Regions from separate parts of the Homo sapiens genome. Here region 1 is linked to region 2. The links are chromatin loops, found by intact Hi-C in ENCODE. Cell type or tissue: heart left ventricle. All regions are shown on one strand. Links, peaks and the distances in the headings refer to the core of each region. The heading gives the core; the rest is flanking DNA. Region 1 overlaps DHODH (dihydroorotate dehydrogenase (quinone)). Region 2 overlaps TXNL4B (thioredoxin like 4B).

Region 1 (9,724 bases), core at 1-8,000, 64 kb before region 2:
CCCAGGCAGAAGGTGGCAAGTGAGTGTGCAATTCTCAGAGAGTGGCTGGGTAAGGAGTGGGGATCCAGCAGGTCTGGGGCAGCTGCTGCTGAGTCTGGGCTGTTTCCAGTGCTAGCTGGCTGAGCATTTGCAAATTTTAATCTTTCCCTGGGTATTGGATGGTGTTCTGGCAAGTTCTCTAGGAGTCCCAGTGGTGTTTAGACCCTGGAAGTGTAAGAACTGACTGTGATTTTTTTTTTTCTCTTGTTTGAAAAAGTCCTAAGTGTATGGGAAGTGGCTATGGTGCCGTCTCACTCTGCCCCTCCCGTGTGCTTGTGCTCTGCAGGTATGGATTTAACAGTCACGGGCTTTCAGTGGTGGAACACAGGTTACGGGCCAGACAGCAGAAGCAGGCCAAGCTCACAGAAGGTAAAGTGGGGTTGTGTCAGTGGGCCTTTCTTATTTATTAGGAGGAAACGTGGGAGAAATGCTGGGAACATTTCTAGTGAAATAAACATGATTGAGCAATAGCAAAAACCACTGAGGACCTCAGGACACCTCTCCTAGAGCGATTTTCCTGGTCCCACACAGCTTCCAAGAGTTTAACTGGATTTTGCAATTTAGCAAATACTCACTTTGCCTCTGCCTTGTTATGTAACCTGTTACCGTAACTAGGGAGGCCTGAAAGCAAGCGAAGCAAAGCGGCTGGGCAATGATCACACAGGCAATGAGGGCAGGAGCAGGACTTGAATGTCATCCTCCCGTGGCCCACTCTGTCCTCCCTTTTTTGTCATCCATTGTGTAAATAATGTTCATTAATTATAGAAGACTTAGTAAATACAGAGAAGCGTAAAGAAAGAATGTTCAAGAAACAGATACTCCTCCCTACTCAAGGCTAACTAATATTAGCATTTGGGAAAATATTCTTCATGAGTTGTTTTGGAAACTCATTTTTGGTTCGGGACAGTTCACACCTGTAATCTCAATACTTTGGGTGCCCAAGTTGGGAGGATCACTTGAACTCAGGAGTTTAAGACCAGCCTGGGCAACATGGTGAGATCCCATTTCTCTAAAAAAACCAAAAACAACATGCTTTTTTTTTTTTTTTTTTGAGACGGAGTCTCGCTCTGTCGCCCCAGGCTAGAGTGCAGTGGCGGGATCTCGGCTCACTGCAAGCTCTGCTTCCCGCGTTCTCACTATTCTCCTGCCTCAGCCTCCCGAGTAGCTGGGACTTCAGGCACCCGCCGCCACACCCAGCTAATTTCTTTTTGTATTTTTAGTAGAGACGGGGTTTCACTGTGTTAGCCAGGATGGTCTCGATTTCCTGACCTGGTGATCCGCCTGCCTCGGCCTCCCAAAGTGCTGGGATTACAGGCGTGAGCCACCGCGCCTGGCCACAACATGCATTTTTGAAGACGCCTCCGGCGATGCGGGTGTTCTCTGTGGCCTCTGCCTCACTTGCTCTCAGGATGCACTTAGTGGTCGCAGCCCTCTGTTGTCCTGACCCTAATGCCCCTGGGACCCTCTGGGATTGTGTGGGGTTGTGGCTCAGTAGCGACCATTTTCTTCTTTGGGTCCCTCTGAAACTCCTTCCAGGATGTCTTAGTCTCAGATAGTCCTGGTAGCAGGATGAAGAAACCAATGGATATGGGATTCATTTCAGGAAGTGAGGTGGAAAGGGCTGAGGCACTCAGCAGTGTCAGATTTGGGGAATAGGAAATTATCTTTTGGAAACCCCTGGGTTGGGTGGAACCAGACCCCGCTGTACTGCAGAGCCGCCCACCTGGGGAGCTTTGGAGGTCATCACAGGACTTGCATGGTTTGTGATGCTTGCCCGCCTTCGTGCTTGCTTTTTCTTCTCCTCGGTGTCTGCAGTGCAGTGTCCTGGCTTTATCTCCTGTTCTTCCTCACCCAGCCCTCCCTCCCTGTGGCCCTCCTGGTCTACGGAGTGAAGCGGAGCCTGCAGCAGTGCTCTGCACGGATGTGTCTGCCAGCAGCTTAGGGGCCTTCATGGCAGCTTGTTGTTAGCACCATGCCAAGGAACACGCGTTGACAAAAGCTTTGGTGCCCTCTGGGGACAGAGTAATCCAGCAATTTCTGTCTAACTCCCAAATCTTGTCAGTTTGGGCAGATGACTCCTAATCCGTTAGCTACATGAAAGTGATATTCTCCTTCAAGTCAGTTTACTTGTGAGGAAAAGAATTCAAGCTTACAGATGATCTTGGCTTGATGGGTGCTAGACTGGGAAGCTTGGAGACCTTATGATAAACCTTTTGTCTAATTGGATTCTTTGTTTCTTTTGAGACAGAGTCTCCCGCTATTGCCCAGGCAACAGTGGTGCAATCTCAGCTCACAGTAGCCTCCACCTCCCAGGTTCAAGCGATTCTCCTTTCTCAGCCTCCCAAGTAGCTGAGATTATAGGCGCCCACCACCATGCCTGACTAATTTTTATATTTTTAGTAGAGACAGGGTTTCACCGTGTTGGCCAGGCTGGTCTTGAACTCCTGACCTCAATTGATCCACCCACCTCAGCCTCCCAAAGTGCTGGGATTACAGGCGTGAGCTGCTGCGCCCGGCTTCTAATTGGGTTCTGATCCCCTCCTCCAGTCCCCACCCTGGAAAGTAGCTACACTCATCTCATTTGCTGATGATGCGAGAGTGTGATTGGGGTTGGGAAGGTGGTGAGCAGTACAATAGATGTTGTTTGATCCTCTCTGGCCTGACAACACATTTTGTGAGCTACTTGGTGTTCTAATTCTTCCCCCAACTCTCAGATCAAAAGTACAGCCTGTACCATTGATGTACCACTCCCCGTGCAGATAAGATAGTAAACTTAGAAGAAGTCAAGTAGAGACAACCCGTTTCTTTTACACATAGTGTGTTTCTGAAAATGTATTTTTTCTGGAGGTCCAAAATGCAAGTCCATTGATAGTCCTGTGGATTTTTAAGTAAGCTGACCTAATTGCTTACATGTAAACTGAGACCCTCTTGAGAGTAAAAAGGGGCAGGTGTTAACAATGATGCCCAGGCTAGGGGAGTAATCAGGTTGTCCAGGGAGCACCTAAGATACAGGGTACCCTCAGTTATTATATGAGGGAGAGTCCCTTTCCTCAGAGAACTAAAATTATAAGTTAGAAAACAATTACACCTCTACATTTTAGGCATGATAATTGAAAACATTTGGCCGGGCATGGTGGCTCACGCCTGTAATCCTAACACTCTGGAAGGCCAAGGCAAGCGGATCATTTGAGGTCAGGGGTTTGAGACCAGCCTGGCCAACATGGTGAAACCCCTTCTCTACTAAAAATACAAAAATTAGGCCGGTTGCAGTGGCTCACGCCTGTAATCCCAGCACTTTGGGAGGCTGAGGTGGGCAGATCATGAGGTCTGGAGATGGAGACCATCCTGGCCAACATGGTGAAACCCCATCTCTACTAAAAATACAAAAATTAGCTGGGCGTGGTGGCACATGCGTGTAATCCCAGCTACTCAGGAGGCTGAGACAGGAGAATTGCTTGAATTCAGGGGACGGAGGTTGCAGTGAGCCAAGATTGTGCCACCACATTCCAGCCTGGGCAACAGTGAGACTCCATCTCAAAAAAAAAAACAAAAAACATTTTCCAGTATATATATATGTGTATATGTATATGTGTATATATATATATATATATATATATGTGTATATATATATATATTTTTTTTTTTTTTCTTTTTTTTGAGACAGAGTCTTGCTCTGCTCCTTAGGCTGGAGTGCAGTGGCGCGATCACGGTTCATTGGAGCCTCAATCCTACTTCAGCCTCCCGAGCAGCTAGGACTACAGGTGTGCACCACTGCTCCCGGCTGAGTTTTCAATTATAGAGATAGGGTTTCACCATGTTGCCCAGACTGGTCTTGAATTCCTGGGCTCAAGCAATCCTCTGCCCTTGACCACCCAAAGTGCTGGGATTATAGGCGTGAGCCACCGCACCTGGCCTGTTTTTCAGTATTTTATACATGTTCTTTCATTTTGTTTTTTCTTCGCAACTGTACATCCAGTCAACCGAGCCAAGGCCAACAAGCATTCCTTGAGGTGAGAGTTGCGGGCCTGATGTGCCTACTGAGTTCTCTCTGTTCTCAGTTTTATTCAATTTATGAGGCCCATCTTTTGCCCCACAAGTATTTGCAGTAATTTGTCCATTTTCCATGAAAATTTTAAAAATAAAAAGGGCAAAATGCAGCAAAACATCCTCGTAGCTGCCCAGACTTTGCTAGACAAAGCCAGTGAGTGGTTTTGGTCAGCAGGCGGGCCCAGGCCGCAGTTGAGCACCTGTCAGCCGGTGTCGGGCAGGTCAGGTTTGGAGGGAAGGCCTGCGCGGCTGTCCACAGGTGGTTTGGTCAAGGGCAGCCTCAGAAGGTGGCACAGGAAAGGGTGTGCGGGGTGCAGGCCTGACCAGCGATGTTTGCAGATGGACTGCCTCTGGGGGTCAACTTGGGGAAGAACAAGACCTCAGTGGACGCCGCGGAGGACTACGCAGAAGGGGTGCGCGTACTGGGCCCCCTGGCCGACTACCTGGTGGTGAATGTGTCCAGCCCCAACACTGCCGGGCTGCGGAGCCTTCAGGGAAAGGCCGAGCTGCGCCGCCTGCTGACCAAGGTGGGCAGCTGCACCCCTCTCCAGGCCCTGTCCCACCAGCCTGTCCCACCTGCTCCCCTTCATTCTCCAGGGCGAACCTTCAGCATCACCCTCAGAAGCTGTCCTTAGCACCTAGACCAGTAGGACCCCTGGCTATACCTTCCCAGAGTCCCCTCTGATCCCCTCTCATGACACTGATTATATGCGACGGTGACAAATTATCTGTCCCTGCTGCTATAAATCACGGGGTCTGTAAGAGCAGACACCACGTCTCTCTCATTTGTCACTCTGACCCTAGCGCCCAGAGCTCTGAGTGAACTGAAGGACTTCATCACCCAGTACATGTGGTAATATTTCCTGGTTATCTTTTAGGAATAAAAGTCTAAAAAACGTTGGACACCGTGGCTCATGCCTGTAATACCAGCACTATGGGAGGCCAAGGCAGGTGGATCACTTATAACCCAGGAATTTGAGACCAGCCTGGGCAAAAGAGCAAGACCCTGTCTCTACAAAAATTTAAAAATTAGCCAGGCACAGTGGCTCAAGCCTATAGCCCCAGCTACTTGGAGGCCGAGGCAGGCAGATCACTTGAGCTCAGGAGCTGACCAGCCTGGGCAACTTGGCAAAACCCCATCTTACAAGAAATACAGAAATTAGCTGGGCATGGTGGTGCACACCTGTAGTCCCTGATACTCTGGAGGCTGAAGTGGAAGGATCGCCTGAGCCCAGGGAGGTGCAGGCTACAGTGAGCCGTGATCATGCTACTACACTCCAGTGTGGGTGACAGAGTGCGACCTTGTCTCAAAAAAAAAAAAAAAAAAAGAAAAGAAAAGTCTAAAACACCCTTGAGCTATTAGCCAATGTCCACGGGATCCCTTGGCCTAAAAGAATGGAATCGGATCCATCTCGACTGTACTCCTCACGTCTGAGGGCTGGCTTTCCTGAAAAGAAATTGTTTCTGCTTTAGTTTGATCGCTATTGTGGAAACCCACTGACCTGCAGCGTAGGTCACAGCTGCACTGCAGGGCTGTGGTCTGCGGGGTCCCCAGCTCTGGCCGTGTGTCGCCCTAGGTGCTGCAGGAGAGGGATGGCTTGCGGAGAGTGCACAGGCCGGCAGTCCTGGTGAAGATCGCTCCTGACCTCACCAGCCAGGATAAGGAGGACATTGCCAGTGTGGTCAAAGAGGTTTGAGTCGGGGCCTGGGCCCAGGGTGTGCCTCCCATGGTCTGCAGAGGCCGTTTGGCCAGCTGGGCTAGCCCAGAATGGCGTTCTTTGTGATTTCCTCTCCTTGGTATTCAAGGCTGGTTTGGTGTGTGTCATGGTGTAACTCACCCTGTGGTCAAAAGCGAATGTTGGAATAAGTGCTTGAAGGAGTTTTTCTAATGCCTCTTCCTCTCTTTTGTCAACTGCATCCAGCAAGTTTAAGGCTTGAGCTTGGCTCCTTGGCCAGTCTTGACTGGGACTGAAAATTCTTTCTCTCACTCCTCTCTCCAGCCTGTCTGGACAGCGGGTCTCTGTGGCATAGGAGAGTAGTGGAAACAGACTGAGCCCGGCCATCGTGGGTTCAAATCCTGGTTCCACCACTTACTACCTGGGGGCCTCAGACAAGACACTGTAATTGGGTTGTTGTAAGGACTGGACCCTGTCCTAGGGGAATGTTGTGGGTGGTCAGCGTGTGATGGCTGCTGTCGTCATGTTATGGCTCATTCTAAAACTTGTTGAGGAAAAGATGAGTAGTGAGGTCTGGTGTAGCTCTTGCTTTGGGGGCTGTAGGTGTGGGTACCTGGCCCGGCTGCTGCCTTCGACCTCCAGAGAAGCGCCTCTGGGTCCTTCGGTGCTATGACTCATGGCTTTTTCTCTATCTCGCACTGCAGTTGGGCATCGATGGGCTGATTGTTACGAACACCACCGTGAGTCGCCCTGCGGGCCTCCAGGGTGCCCTGCGCTCTGAAACAGGAGGGCTGAGTGGGAAGCCCCTCCGGGATTTATCAACTCAAACCATTCGGGAGATGTATGCACTCACCCAAGGCAAGGTTTCCCGTGTTTGTGTCTTCAGATCTGCGTGTGGCTTGGGCTCCTGGGTCGTGATGGGAATCATCATTCCCTAATCTGTCTTGATTGTGGGGGACTCTGGGGCTGAAGCCACATCCTTCTTTATGGTGTCGCCATGTGCTTCTCTGTAGGCCGAGTTCCCATAATTGGGGTTGGTGGTGTGAGCAGCGGGCAGGACGCGCTGGAGAAGATCCGGGCAGGGGCCTCCCTGGTGCAGCTGTACACGGCCCTCACCTTCTGGGGGCCACCCGTTGTGGGCAAAGTCAAGCGGGAACTGGAGGCCCTTCTGAAGTGAGTGAGGTCATGTGTGGCTTGAAACAGAAGTTAGGCAGAGGTTCATTTAGATCACTCAAGTCAACGAGATACTGTTGATCTGTTTCTTATTCATTCAAAAAGGAGTTGAGGGGTACACTCTGAAGGGGAGAGAAATTCTGGGTTACTCTTTTGATGAAGGACAAACAATGCCAAGGAGAACTGAGGATTAACCTCCAAGGCAATGGTGTTTCTAAGGTGGAGTTGTCCATTTGCTCAAGGGAGGGGAGCCTGAGGAATCCCATCAGCATTCCCATTAATTAAGCAACACTGGTTCAATGTTGGGAGCTGTCAATACTTAAAAGCAATTTCCTTCCTGCTCTGTTCCTACCTGGGTAGAAATATCCCTAGGTCTCTGGGTGAAGAGTGTAGAGGAAACCAGATGTGCCTGGGCCGGGATGATGCGTTTCTGGGTGAACGTGGGCTTCCTGTAAGAGCAGGGCCTGTTCTCCACTGTTTGCTGAAATTGCTTTGTTTGCTCTTTTTCCAGAGAGCAGGGCTTTGGCGGAGTCACAGATGCCATTGGAGCAGATCATCGGAGGTGAGGACAGCGTCTGACGGGAAGCCTGATCTGGAACCTTCCCAAGGACTCAGGCAAGCCTTTGTGGCTGGATCATGAGAGGAGGGACTCCATCTTGAGCCATGTCCCCCAGCCATGGCATGGCTGCACTGTAAACGCCAATCGGGGGGTCACCAGGATCAACCGCAGGCTTTCTTCAGTCCCTTGGTCAGACCATAAACTGCATTTTTGATTCTTTGTGGATTCAAACCCTAGGATCCATCAGTCTTGCAAGGACATTGAATATTAGGAGGAAAAAGTCATGGAAAAAATAAAGCCATTTAGAACCTGGGTTTCAACGCTAGCCCTTTCTGGTTTGCCATAGGCCCTGCCAAGATACTGCAGGTCCATCCAGGCCTCTGCTATCTGCATCTGCAGTGGGCTTCCCAGGAACTTGACTGTCTTTCATTTGATCTTTATTTTTGTTTATTTAATATTTTAAACTTTATTTTAAAAATATTTCAAACATAAGGGCGGGGTGTGGTGGCTCATGCCTGTAATCCCAGCACTTTGGGAGGCCGAGGCGGGCGGATCACCTGAGGCCAGGAGTTGGAGACCAGCCAGGCCACCATGGTGAAACCCTGTCTCTACCAAAAATACAAAAAATTAGCCAGATATTGTGGCAGGCACTTTTAATCCCAGCTACTCGGGAGGCTGAGGCAGGAGAATTGCTTGAACCTGGGAGGCGGAGGTTGCAGTGAGCCAAGATTGCACCAGTGCACTCCAGCTTGGGCGACAGATCAAGACTCTGTCACACACAAAACAAACAAACAAATTTTCCCGTTTCTCTCTGTCCCTTTCTCTATAACATGGATAAAATATTCACGTCTTATGTATTTATTATTGCTGAGTCATTGGTGCCTTATTCTTCAGTGTTTCAGTCTGTATCTCCTAAGCATCCTGATGTTAGTTTTTTGACTATAAAATTGACCTGCATTCTTTACTAGCAATTCAAACGGTACAGCACTCTTGAAGTGTAAACATTCCTGTTCCTCCTCACCCCACTCTGCAGACATGCCTTTCTGTCTGTCCTCCCAGACTTTTCCCCTGCATAAAGATGTTCATTTTGTACATACACTCAGACATACATGTGGCTGTATTTTTTGTATACCGATTTCTGGATGGAATGCACACTGTTATCTGTTTAGTTACTTTATGTTTTCATACAAATGACATCATCCCACAAATAGAATTCTGCCATTTACTTTCTTCACTATTCTTATGTGGCATGGTTCATGCTGGGCCTCGGTCTTTTGAGTGGGGTCTGTTTACCCAGTCCCCTGTTGGTGATCACATCGCTAACTTCCGGCGTTTTCCTATCACCATCGGTGCCTCCGTGAACACCTTGTGAATGTGCCTGTGCCTTCGTTCTGGTGTCGGTGCAGAGCAGGGTCCAAGGGGCGTGACAGCTGGGCTGAGGGGCTGGCATGTTTCACATTCTGATAGATAGAGCCAAGTTGCTCCTATCAGGTTTTCAAGCTGCCCATTTCCCACCGTGGAGACAGCAACAGAGGGGACATCCCCAGCTCCTCTGGCTCTGCCTGTTCAAAGCTACCCTGTGAGGCCTGAAGACAGAGCTGCCCTGAAGGCAGCTCATGTCCACTGAACACTGACTGTGGGCTGGATGCTGTGCCAAGGGCTTGACGTTTCCTCTTTAAGGATGAGGAAACGGGCAGAGAAGCGGCTGATTGTCCAGTCCCCCTGCGTGGAGGCTGCTTGGCTGGGCTCGAGCCCAGCGGTGTGGTCATAGAGCATGTTGTGCTGAATGGCTCTGCCATGGACCAAGCCTTGGCTGCTCTAAAAGCCGGCTCATTGCCTTCTGCTTCTCCGGATTCGTTCCTTACTCCAGGAAGAGCAGTGCACTGAAGGAGAAATGGGAATGGGCAAAAGGAACCACATGCTGGCCAGACCCCTGCGGGGTCACTTTCCTCAGCCTGGGCTCCGACATGCCACGTCAGGTGCCAGCGCACATACTCTGGACACCCTCCTCATTCTCTCTGGGCTTTGATGCTCTCTGTGAGTCATCTGCCCTCCCTTTCCCATGCTACAGGCATCTACCTTGCTCTGTCCCACCTAATAGCTTCAGGACTGAACAATTCAGGAAAGGGAAGGGAAGGGGTGGAGGAGAAGAGGGAAGAGTCGGCCCTTGGAAGGTTCTCCACGGAAGACTGCCTTTTTTTTTTTTGAGATGGAGTCTCGCTGTGTCGCC
Region 2 (10,128 bases), core at 841-8,840:
AGTAGAAAAATAACCTTTGGGGGAAGTCTCATCCTAAGCACACCCCATCAGGTTAAAACCATTCTTAGCCAAAAAGCAGGGAGATGGCTTACAGATTCAAGAATCCTAAAATATGAAGCTATCCTATTAGAAAAAGGTGATTTAACCCTAACCACTGACAATGTGCTCAACCCCGCCACCTTCCTTTTTTTTTTTTTTTTTGAGATGGAGTTTCACTCTTATTGCCCATGCTAGAGTGCAATGGCACAATCTCGGCTCACCGCAACCTTTGCCTCCTGGGTTCAAGCAATTCTCCTGCCTCAGCCTACCAAGTAGCTGGGATTACAGGCATGCCACCATGCCTGGCTAATTTTTTTGTATTTTTAGTAGAGATGGGGTTTCTCCATGTTGGTCAGGCTGGTCTTGAACTCCTGTCCTCAGGTGATCTGCCTGCCTTGGCCTCCCAAAGTGTTGGGATTACAGGCGTGAGCCACTGTGCCCGGCCTACCCCGCCACCTTCCTGACAGGAAATCCAAACGCTGGAGACCCCAAGCACAAATGTTTAGACTTAATCATCAAACTAAAGTAAGGCCTGATCTAAGTGAGACCCCTTTAAAAACAGGGCACCATCTCTTTGTAGACAGCTCCTCTCGGGTAATTGAAGAGAAAAAACATAATGGCTACTCAGTGGTTGATGGAGAAACTCTCACAGAAGTAGAATCAGGGAGACTTCCCAATAACTGGTCTAACCAAACATGTGAGTTGTTCGCACTAAATCAAGCCTTAAAATAGCTGCAGAATCAAGAAGGGACTATTTACACCAATTCCAAATATGCTTTTGGAGTGGCCCATACCTTTGGGAAGATTTGGACTGAACAAGGCCTTATTACTAGCAAGGGCCAAAACCTTGTCCACAAAGAGTTAATCATGCAAGTATTAGAAAACCTTCAGCTACCAGAGGACATAGCCATTGTTCATGTCCCAGGACACCATAAAGGTCTCTCTTTCAAGAGTTACTTCCCAAGAAGCACCCATTTTCCACTGAACCCCTTGTCTCCCTTCCCCATCTGCAACCCCCATCTTCTCCCAAGCAGACAAAGAAAAATTAAAGAAAATAGGGGCTAACAAAAACTCAGAAGAGAAACGGATACTGCCAGATAACAAAGAAATGTTGTCCAAACCCCTAATGACAGAAATCTTAACACAACTTCACCAAGGGACCCATTGGGGTCCCCAAGCCATGTGTGATGCAGTCCTTAGAACCTATGGGTGTACAGGGATTTATACCCTCACCAGGCAAGTCACAGACAGTTGTATGGTATGCAGAAAAACCAATAAACAAACTTTAAGAAAACTGCCCTTCGGCGGAAGAAATCCTGGGCTAAGGCCATTCCAAAGTGTCCAAATTGACTTATACCGAAATGCCCCAAATAGGCTGCCTCAAATGTTTGTCAGTTATAGTGGACCATCTCACTCACTGGGTGGAAGCCATTCACCTGCCAAGTGCAACTGCCAATAATGTAGTTAAAGTACTAATAGAAGATACCATACCCAGATTCAGATTAATAGAGAACATTGACTCAGACAATGGAACCCATTTTACTGCACAGGTCATTAAAGGATTAACCCAGACACTAGAGATAAAATGGGAATATCATACTCCCTGGCACCCACCCTCATCAGGAAAAGCAGAAAGAATGAATCAAAATAAATAAATCACCTAACTAAACTAATCTTGGAAACCCGACTGCCATGAACTAAGTACCTCCCTGTCGCCTTACTAAGAATTCGTATCGCCCCTTGAAAAGATATCGGCCTGTCCCCTTATGAAACGCTCTACAGATTGCCATGCTTAAATTCCACCACTGACATCCCTACATTTGAAACAAAACATCAATTTCTTAAAAACTATATACGTGGTCTATCTTCCACCCTTTTTTCCCTCAGGACCCAAGGCCTCTTAGCACAAATGCCGCCTCTAGAGTTTCCAGTACACCCACATCAGCCTGGGGATTATGTGCTCATCAAAAGCTGGAGGGAGGAAAACTCGAACCATCGTGGGAAGGACCCTATCTAATACTCCTAACAACTGAAACAGCAGCCCGAACGGCTGAACAGGGGTGGACTCATCACACTTGGGTAAAAAGGACCCCACCCCTTATGGAATCATGGACCATCACTCCAGGACCAACTCCCTCAAAATTAACATTCAAAAAGGTCTAATTTGTCTCTTCTTCCCCCTAATTGCCCAGGGGCATTTCATTTTTTTTTTTTTTTGAGATGGAGTCTCGCTCTGTTGCCCAGGCTGGAGTGCAGTGGCAAGATCTCCACTCACTGCAAGCTCTGCCTCCTGGGTTCACACCATTCTCCTGCCTCAGCCTCCCGAGTAGCTGGGACTACAGGTGCCTGCCACCATGCCCGGCTAATTTTTTGTATTTTTAGTAGAGACGGGGTTTCACAGTGTTAGCCAGGATGGTTGATCTCCTGACCTTGTGAACTGCCCGCCTCGGCCTCCCAAAGTCCTGGGATTACAGGCATGAGTCACCGTGCCCAGCCCGCATTTCATTGTTAATGTAACCAGGTCAGCCTCCCCTCAAGCTGTTGTGTTTGATGCTTGCCTAGTCATACCTTGCAGAGACCTACAAAGTCAAAGGCAACTAGCCTCTTCAGAAAAGTATCTTTGCCCTTGGTACTCACCCCACCCTCAATCTGATCCTTGCAAGATTCCCTATAATTGGCTACCTTGCCATTCCTGGTACGATATTCTCTGGACCACTCAGTCCCAAGGCTGGACTTCTTCAGCAGGCTGCACCTCCCTAAAACCTTATATCCATTTTACTAAACAAAATAACTCCTCTAACTGCCAACACCTCCGATGTAACCTGGTGCATATTTCTATTACTACTTCAACCTCCACTAACCATATTCCCACCCTAAGTCGCTTTTATGGTATGGGGCAGATGTTAGCGGGAAAGACCCCATAGGGTCCTTTGAGATTCGTTTTGTCGCCCCTCCAGCACCCCTTCCTTCCCGAAGATCTCCTCCAAATGAAACAACTATCTTGCCACTACCTAATGACAAAACTAAAGTGCACATAGTGGAAGTCAAAGACCTAAAACAAACCCTGGCCATCGAGACCGGACACCAAGAAATGAATGCCTGGCTGAAATGGATCAAATATTCAGTTTGCACTTTAAATAAAAGCGACTGTTATGCCTGTGCAATGGGCAGGCCAGAAATCCAAATAGTTCCCTTCCTGCTTGGATGGTCTAACCAACCGGGCATGGACTGTACAGTAGCTCTCTTCCAGCACCCCACAGCCTGGGGTAATAAGTCATGCACCAGTCTCTCACTGCTTTTCCCAAAAGTCAAAGACTTCCCTGTGGGTCAGCCCCCAAGGGCCATCTGGCTCCTGGCCTCTGATGCCAATTTTACCTCTTGTCTCTCATGACGGGGAAAACTTACATCTTTCAGGAATCTAACGGGATGCAGTGAATCCGAGCCTTTTCGAGAGCTCACCAATCAGACTGCCCTTGTCTATCCACAAGCAGATGTTTGGTGGTATTGTGGAGGACCTCTACTGGGTATGCTGCCAAATAATTGGAGCAGCACTTGCACTCTAATCCAACTGGCCATCTCTTTCACCCTGGCATTTCATCAGTCCGACAAAAAGTCACCCTCTTGGGAAGAAAGAGAAGCTCCTCAAGGGTCTTTTGACCCCCATGTCTATATAGAGGCAATTGGAGTACCACGAGTAGCCGCCAATGAATTTAAAGCTCGAAATCAAATAGCTGCCAGGTTTGAGTCAGTCTTATTTTGGTGGTCTACTATAAACAAAAACGTAGACTGGATAAACTATATATATTACAATCAACAAGGATTTGTTAATTATACCAGAGATACCATTTGGGGATAGCCGAGCAATTTGGTCCCACCAGCCAAATGGCCTGGGAAAACAGGATAGCTCTTGACATGACATTAGCAGAAAACGGCAGAGTTTGTGTAATCATCAGAGCCCAATGTTGTACTTTGATCCCAAATAACACAGCTCCCGATGGAACCACTACCAAGGCTCTACAAGGCCTCACCACCCTAGCAAATGAGCTGGCTGAAAATTCTGGAATAGATGACCCCTTCACAGGTTTAACCAAAAGATGGTTTGGTAAATGGAAAGGACTTATGGCCTCTATCCTCACTTCCCTTGCCATTGTTACAAGTGCACTCATCCTTGTAGGCTGTTGCATCACACCTTGTGTTTGTGGGTTAGTTCAAAGACTCATAGAAATGGCTTGCACTAAAACCTTCTCTGTCTCTCCCCCTCCATATTCAGACCAACTTTTACTCCTAGACAATCAAGAAGAGCAACAAAGCCAAATCTTACTAAAATAATTTGAAGAGGAAGAATTATAACAACAAAAAGGGGGAAATTGTCAGAATAAAAGAAAGGTTCCTCTTCAAAGATCCAACTTTCTTGTCATAGGCTGTAAACCGCCTTGCTCCAAACCTTAACCTGTAACCTTTACCCTCTGCCTTATTTGAGAAAGATTCAAGCGCATAGCCAATTGGAGTCAGCCTAGACTGTGCGGTCCAACCCCAGCCAATGGGGGAAAGACAAAGAAGCAGGAACTGCGTTAGGGTTAGAAACCTGTTCTCCTTTGTTAGGTGTGCTTTTGCGACTGCTATAGGCGCGGGCAGCACCCTTCTGCAGAAGTAAACTTTGCCTTGCTGAGAAACTTTTCTTCTGAGTGCTCCTCTTCCTCTGCGGCACTCAGAAATAAGAGAACTTATTTCTAACAGGAGGAAGAAGACATGATAATTTTGCACACGCAGGTTCTGAGTTTTGGCTGGTGCGCTGAGTGCTTACCATACCGCAAATACTGTGTGATCTGGGCTGAAGAACAGAAAACCCAACTAACAGTGACTTAGGCAAAAAGAAATTTTATTCTTTCACAGAAGTCTGAGGCAGGCAGGTCCAGAGTTCATGCAGGAGCTCAATAACATCAGAGATTGGGCTCTTTTTGTTCTTCTTAGCATATCGATGTTTTACGTGATGCTGGGCACCTCGGGGACCTAAGATGGCTGTTGTAGCTCCATGCATCATGATTAAACCAGAGACAGGAAGTGTACGATGGAAGAGGCCAGAGGTGATGGCCTCCTCCTCTCCTTTTGTCTTATTCCTGGAGTGACTCCCTCCTCTTATCAGCAGGGATACAAGCAGTGCCTGGCAGCCTTCCCTCTCTCCTGTATGAGCCAAAAGCAAGACTCATGGCACCCCTCCCTGCAGGAAAGGGGTGGAATGGAGCCCCTGGCAAAGGGGGCTGGACTTGCAGTGACAGTGCTGCTCTGAACAGGACTAGGCTTCTGTTGGAGAGGTGGTCAGCGGCTGCTAGGCAGGTCACAAGCTGCCTCACCCATGGCTCTCCAGCTCTGCACCTACCCTCTCCTTCTAATAAATCTGTTTCAATAACCACCACGAGGTTTAAAGAGGAGCAGTAACTTGCCCACGGTTGCGCCAGGCACCCCTAGAAGAGCAAGAATTCCTTACAAAGTTATTAAAACAGGCAAATCCCATATAGGTGACATTTCTATCCAACAATGCTGACATCTCTTTTAGTTTTGAGCCTTAGTAATCCAATTTTCTGCCTCAGGAAGAGGCAGCAGCTTCTGGGAAAAATCTGCTCCTGCTAAGGTGGCTCATTCATTGTTTTACCTGAATAGAGTGGTGGATGGTGAAGGTTCAAATTCTCACTTTCCATATTAAATTTTATAACATAAAAAATAATTAAATGGGGTGCGCGCGGTGGCTCACGCCTATAATCCCAGCACCTGGGAGGCTGAGGAGGGCAGATCACGAGGTCAGGAGATCGAGACCATCTTGGCTAACACGGTGAAACTGCGCCTCTATAAAAATACAAAAAATTAGCTGGGCATGGTGGCGGGCGCCTGTAGTCCCAGCTACTCAGGAGGCTGAAGCAGGAAAATGGCATGAACCCAGGAGGTGGAGCTTGCAGTGAGCCGAGATCGCGCCACTGCACTCCAGCCTGGGTGACAAGAGTGACTCGGTCTCAAAAAAAAAAAAAAAAATTAAATGAGCCAACCAGGACAATGTTTAAAAGCCAGAGCCAAAAAGGCTCCAAAATAAAACAAACTTGTCTGCTCAATTAATTATTTGAAGAGAACCTACAGTAATACAGACTGGAGATGGGAAAGCACGAGGGATGTATGAGTCGAGGAACCGGCAAAGGGGTGTGGGGGTGTGTGTGTGTGTGTGTGTGCACACACATGCACCCAGCTAGGGTAGAAAATAAGTACTTTTGCTTCTATGGGAAGTGACTTTCCAGTTCACTTGTGTATCAAATGAACATGATGAAATCAAGTTGTACTAGCCAATGTTTGGGAGGGTTCTGTATTAAAGGGATAAAGAAAAACATTAGAAAGAGAAGTTACAAAAATCACTGTGGGGAAAATGAACACCAATGACTTGGCTGCTCTGAGGCTTGCAGGGAGTAGACAGTTAGGCATCCCAGGTCATCAGAGAACCAGTGGGGTCTTTTCCTCAGGGGCCGGGTTTTCTACACGCAAGTCAAACCTCTTCTCCTCTGGGACACATGTTTCCAAAGGACTCCAGAAACACAGCACAGCTGGATTCAGGTACTGTGTCAAGATGTGCCTTCTTCTTCATCTTTGACAGCAATTAATGTACTAAATGTCTTGATAGAGAAGGTCATATTTGGGAATATTCTTGGGATCAATAGGACTTTGGACAATAAGCTTCCCCCTCATTGCTCCTCGATAGATTACTTCAATCAAATCTATGAAGTCTTGTTTGGTTTTGAAGCTTCCCACAAACTTAGTGTGATCTGGAGATCTAGACAGCATAGAAGAGAAACAACTGCTCTAAGAACTTTGAGTAATCACTTGTTGAAGACTTTCAGGATAAACAAAATGAAAAACAGCTTTGTTATTTTCTTCTTGTCAATGAGACTTCAGAAATAAAGCCCAACATTAATTTTTCAATCATTTTTTTCCATTTAGTAAATGACTCAACCCAGTGCTGTGGGCCACTAGCATGAAAGCTCTGTCATGTGCAAAGCTTTAGCTTCAAAAGCTATTGTAATCACAAAATCTATTTTTATCACTTCTCAAATCATCAAGCAGATTTCACCAAGTGTTGGAGTGCACATTGTTTCTTCGTTTGCTGTTGTTGCTTTTGCCTGGGCATTGTGCAAAGCCCATTCAATATTCATGGCCTTTTGAGTGGTAGGTATTAAAAAATTGATTTTTTAGAAAAGTATCTCAAACACCAGGTATGTTACTGTAAAAATTTTAAAGAAATAAATAAAATCACGGATGAGGCCAGAGGTCACTTTTCAGTGTCTATCCTTCCAATCTTGTGTGTGTGTGTGTGTGTGTGTGTGTGTGTGTGTGTGTGTGTATGTGCAGATACAAACTTCTTTTTTCCCAACATTGGGAATTATGTCATACAAATTATTCAGTAATATGCTTTTTTCTAGCTGACATATATTTCTTTCATTTGTTAAATGTGCATCTGCAACATCATATTAAAGTCCTGGAAGTGTAATTACTGGGTTAAAAAGTTTAAAAACTTTAAACTATTTGATACATAATGTTGAACTGGCCCCCATAAAAGGTTGTACCAAATTAATACTTACATCAAATGTGTTCCAGTAGAATAAACAGCTTTAAAATACTTTTGTGTTTTTTTTTTGTTGTTGTTGTTGTTGTTTTGCGATGGAGCCTTGCTCTGTCACCAGACTGGAGTGTAGTGGTGCGTTCTCTGCTCACTGCAACCTCCACCTCCTGGGCTCAAGCGAATCTCCTGCCTCAGCCTCCTGAGTAGTTGGGATTACAGGCACCCACCATCATGCCTGGCTAATCTTTTTTTTGAGACGGCAGCTCTGTTGCCCAGGATGGAGTGCAGTGGCGCGCTCTCGGCTCACTGCAAGCTCCGCCTCCTGGGTTCATGCCATTTTTCTGCCTCAGCCTCCAGAGTAGCCGGGACTACATGCGCCCGCCACCACGCCCAGCTAATTTTTTGTATTTTTAGTAGAGACAGGGTTTCACTGTGTTAGCCAGGATGGTCTCGATCTGCTGACCTCATAATCTGCCTGCCTCGGCTTCCCAAAGTGCTGGGATTACACGCGTGAGCCACTGCGCCTGGCCATGCCTGGCTAATTTTTGTATTTTTAGTAGAGATGGGGTTTCACTATGTTGGCCATGCTGGTTTTGAACTCCTGACCTCAAATGATCCGCCTGCCTTGGCCTCCCAAAGTGCTGGGATTACAGGCGTGAGCCACTATGCCCAGCCTAAAACACTTTAAAACAGATAATATTTCACATACTTTCAAATAAAGACAAAAAGGGTACACAGATCTAGATAAGTGGACACATCAACCACAGTAAGAAATGATCAGAATCATGGATGCACCCAATCATCAATATTAAGTATTGAGATGGTAATTGGATGGAGTGGAAGGCACTAAAGAGGACATCATGTTACTTATTCTTGACAGGCTTTGTTGAAGAATGATTTAAAATTCAATGGCGAAAAGCAGGAAACTTTGCAAGAGAGAAGCACATCTTAGTTTGCTAGAAGGAATGTTTCTTTCATAAATGCCACTTACCAGTCCAAAAGCTTAAGAAAAACTACATGTTTTGTTTCAAATGAAATTCCTGGGAAAATTTTAAGAGTTCTTTATTTAGCTAATATGGCTATTTTATATTTTATAGACTTATGGATGGTAGTGCTTTGCCACCTGTACTATTTCTTCATACTTAAGTCGGAAATTAAAATTTGACAAACCATGTGTATGCACTATTAAAAAAATAAATAAAATTTGACAATCATACCAGAAGCACTCTCATTTTGTAGCAAGGTTTTGCATAAAAAATTAGAGAGTGCGTCAATTGGGGAAACAGTACTGATATAAGACTCACAGAGCCAACATCACATGGAAATAGGCAAGCTACTGAAAATGCTTACCAAGGAAACTTACAAGGTTGCAATTAACTTCAGATCAACTGCACTTACCCATAATCCACTTTCATATGCTGCCCATTGAAGAAAAAGACAGTAGATGGAATATAACTGATGTCAAAATACTGTGTATAAACTGCAGTTTGGTCCACATCTACCAGGTATATAGCAGCCATTTTACTTAAGTCAGAAGAGGTCTTAGAAAGCTGCAAATGACGAGAGAGACAAAGGTTACAATATGAGAGGCAGCTTAATGTTTCTTCTGTGAAACTTGTTACTACAACAGAGTGTTTTGTTTGAAAAAACTCCTGGGCCAACAATGCAGCCCATGTGGCTCCCACATTAGACAAAGCATAACCCCATCCTCCAGAGTCTCATTCACTGCAACGGGGTTAGGAGGGAATCTTGGGGAAAACTGTATGAGGTTAGGAAGGGACCTTGGGGAAAACTGTGTGAGGTTAGAAGGGGACCTTGGGGAAAACTGTGTGAGTTTAGGAGGGTGACAGCATGGGAGTATTCCTGTCTATTCATTGTGGAGAGAGACCTAACCCAGAACTAAGACCTCTACCCGCCATTTCTACTGCTGCCATCCCGTGTTAAGAGCTGAGCATACAAATCCTTGGGGAAAACTGTGTGAATCTATTTCTTCCTTTAATTTCTTTCTTTGAATGCTTTTATAAAAGTAGCCCATGCTCATTTAAAACAACACAACTTAGAAATATGTTATGTGGATACTGAAATTCCCTAACGTCTCCTTCCTCCCAATCCTCCCAGAAATGAAAACCACGATAATTAGTAGCAGACACTTATATAACATTACTATGTGGTAACTGTCCTAAGTGCTTAACATTTGTTAACTCATTTAATCCTTACATCATTCTTATAAGGTATATGCTATCAGAGTCCCCATTTTATAGATAGGGAAACTGAGGCACAGGAAGGTAAAGTAATTTGCCCCAGGTCACACAGCTCCTGAGCAGTAGGGCTGGGGTTTGAACTTTGGCAGTGTGGCTTCAGTGTCTACATCACTGACCTCTGTGGTATTTCCTCCTGCTTATGACTGAGGGTAGAATCCTCTGGTCCTTTTTTCCCCAAGCTAACACATCACACCCTCATTGTAACCACGGAAATGAGGATTTGTACGCTCAGCT

Evidence for each region. Peaks named below come from ENCODE experiments on the same cell type or tissue, not always from the same donor. Only the 100,000 strongest peaks of a DNase experiment are listed, where the experiment ranks them.
Region 1: a loop joins it to region 2, with 2.7 times the contacts of the local background. A loop is called at or near these places in 16 of 110 quality-filtered maps.

The regions. Positions count from the first base shown.
Region 1 is chr16:72,016,699-72,026,422 of GRCh38, forward strand. It overlaps DHODH (dihydroorotate dehydrogenase (quinone)), which reads left to right. Exons shown (of 9, transcript NM_001361.5): 4 at 326-408; 5 at 4,426-4,613; 6 at 5,664-5,777; 7 at 6,467-6,620; 8 at 6,776-6,935; 9 at 7,447-9,724. The coding sequence ends at 7,501. Among named protein-coding and RNA genes, the nearest start is that of DHODH, 13 kb to the left of the region's middle. RefSeq lists an enhancer at 6,710-7,909. In heart left ventricle, for the core only: a CTCF peak has its summit at 4,600 (motif pointing left); a DNase peak (open chromatin) is centred at 4,493.
Region 2 is chr16:72,079,956-72,090,083 of GRCh38, forward strand. TXNL4B (thioredoxin like 4B) reads right to left here. Exons shown (of 4, transcript NM_017853.3): 3 at 9,032-9,183; 4 at 4,902-6,847. The coding sequence ends at 6,682. Among named protein-coding and RNA genes, the nearest start is that of TXNL4B, 8.6 kb to the right of the region's middle. In heart left ventricle, for the core only: no CTCF peak of the experiment used is centred there; a DNase peak (open chromatin) is centred at 5,226; H3K27ac peaks cover 539 bases.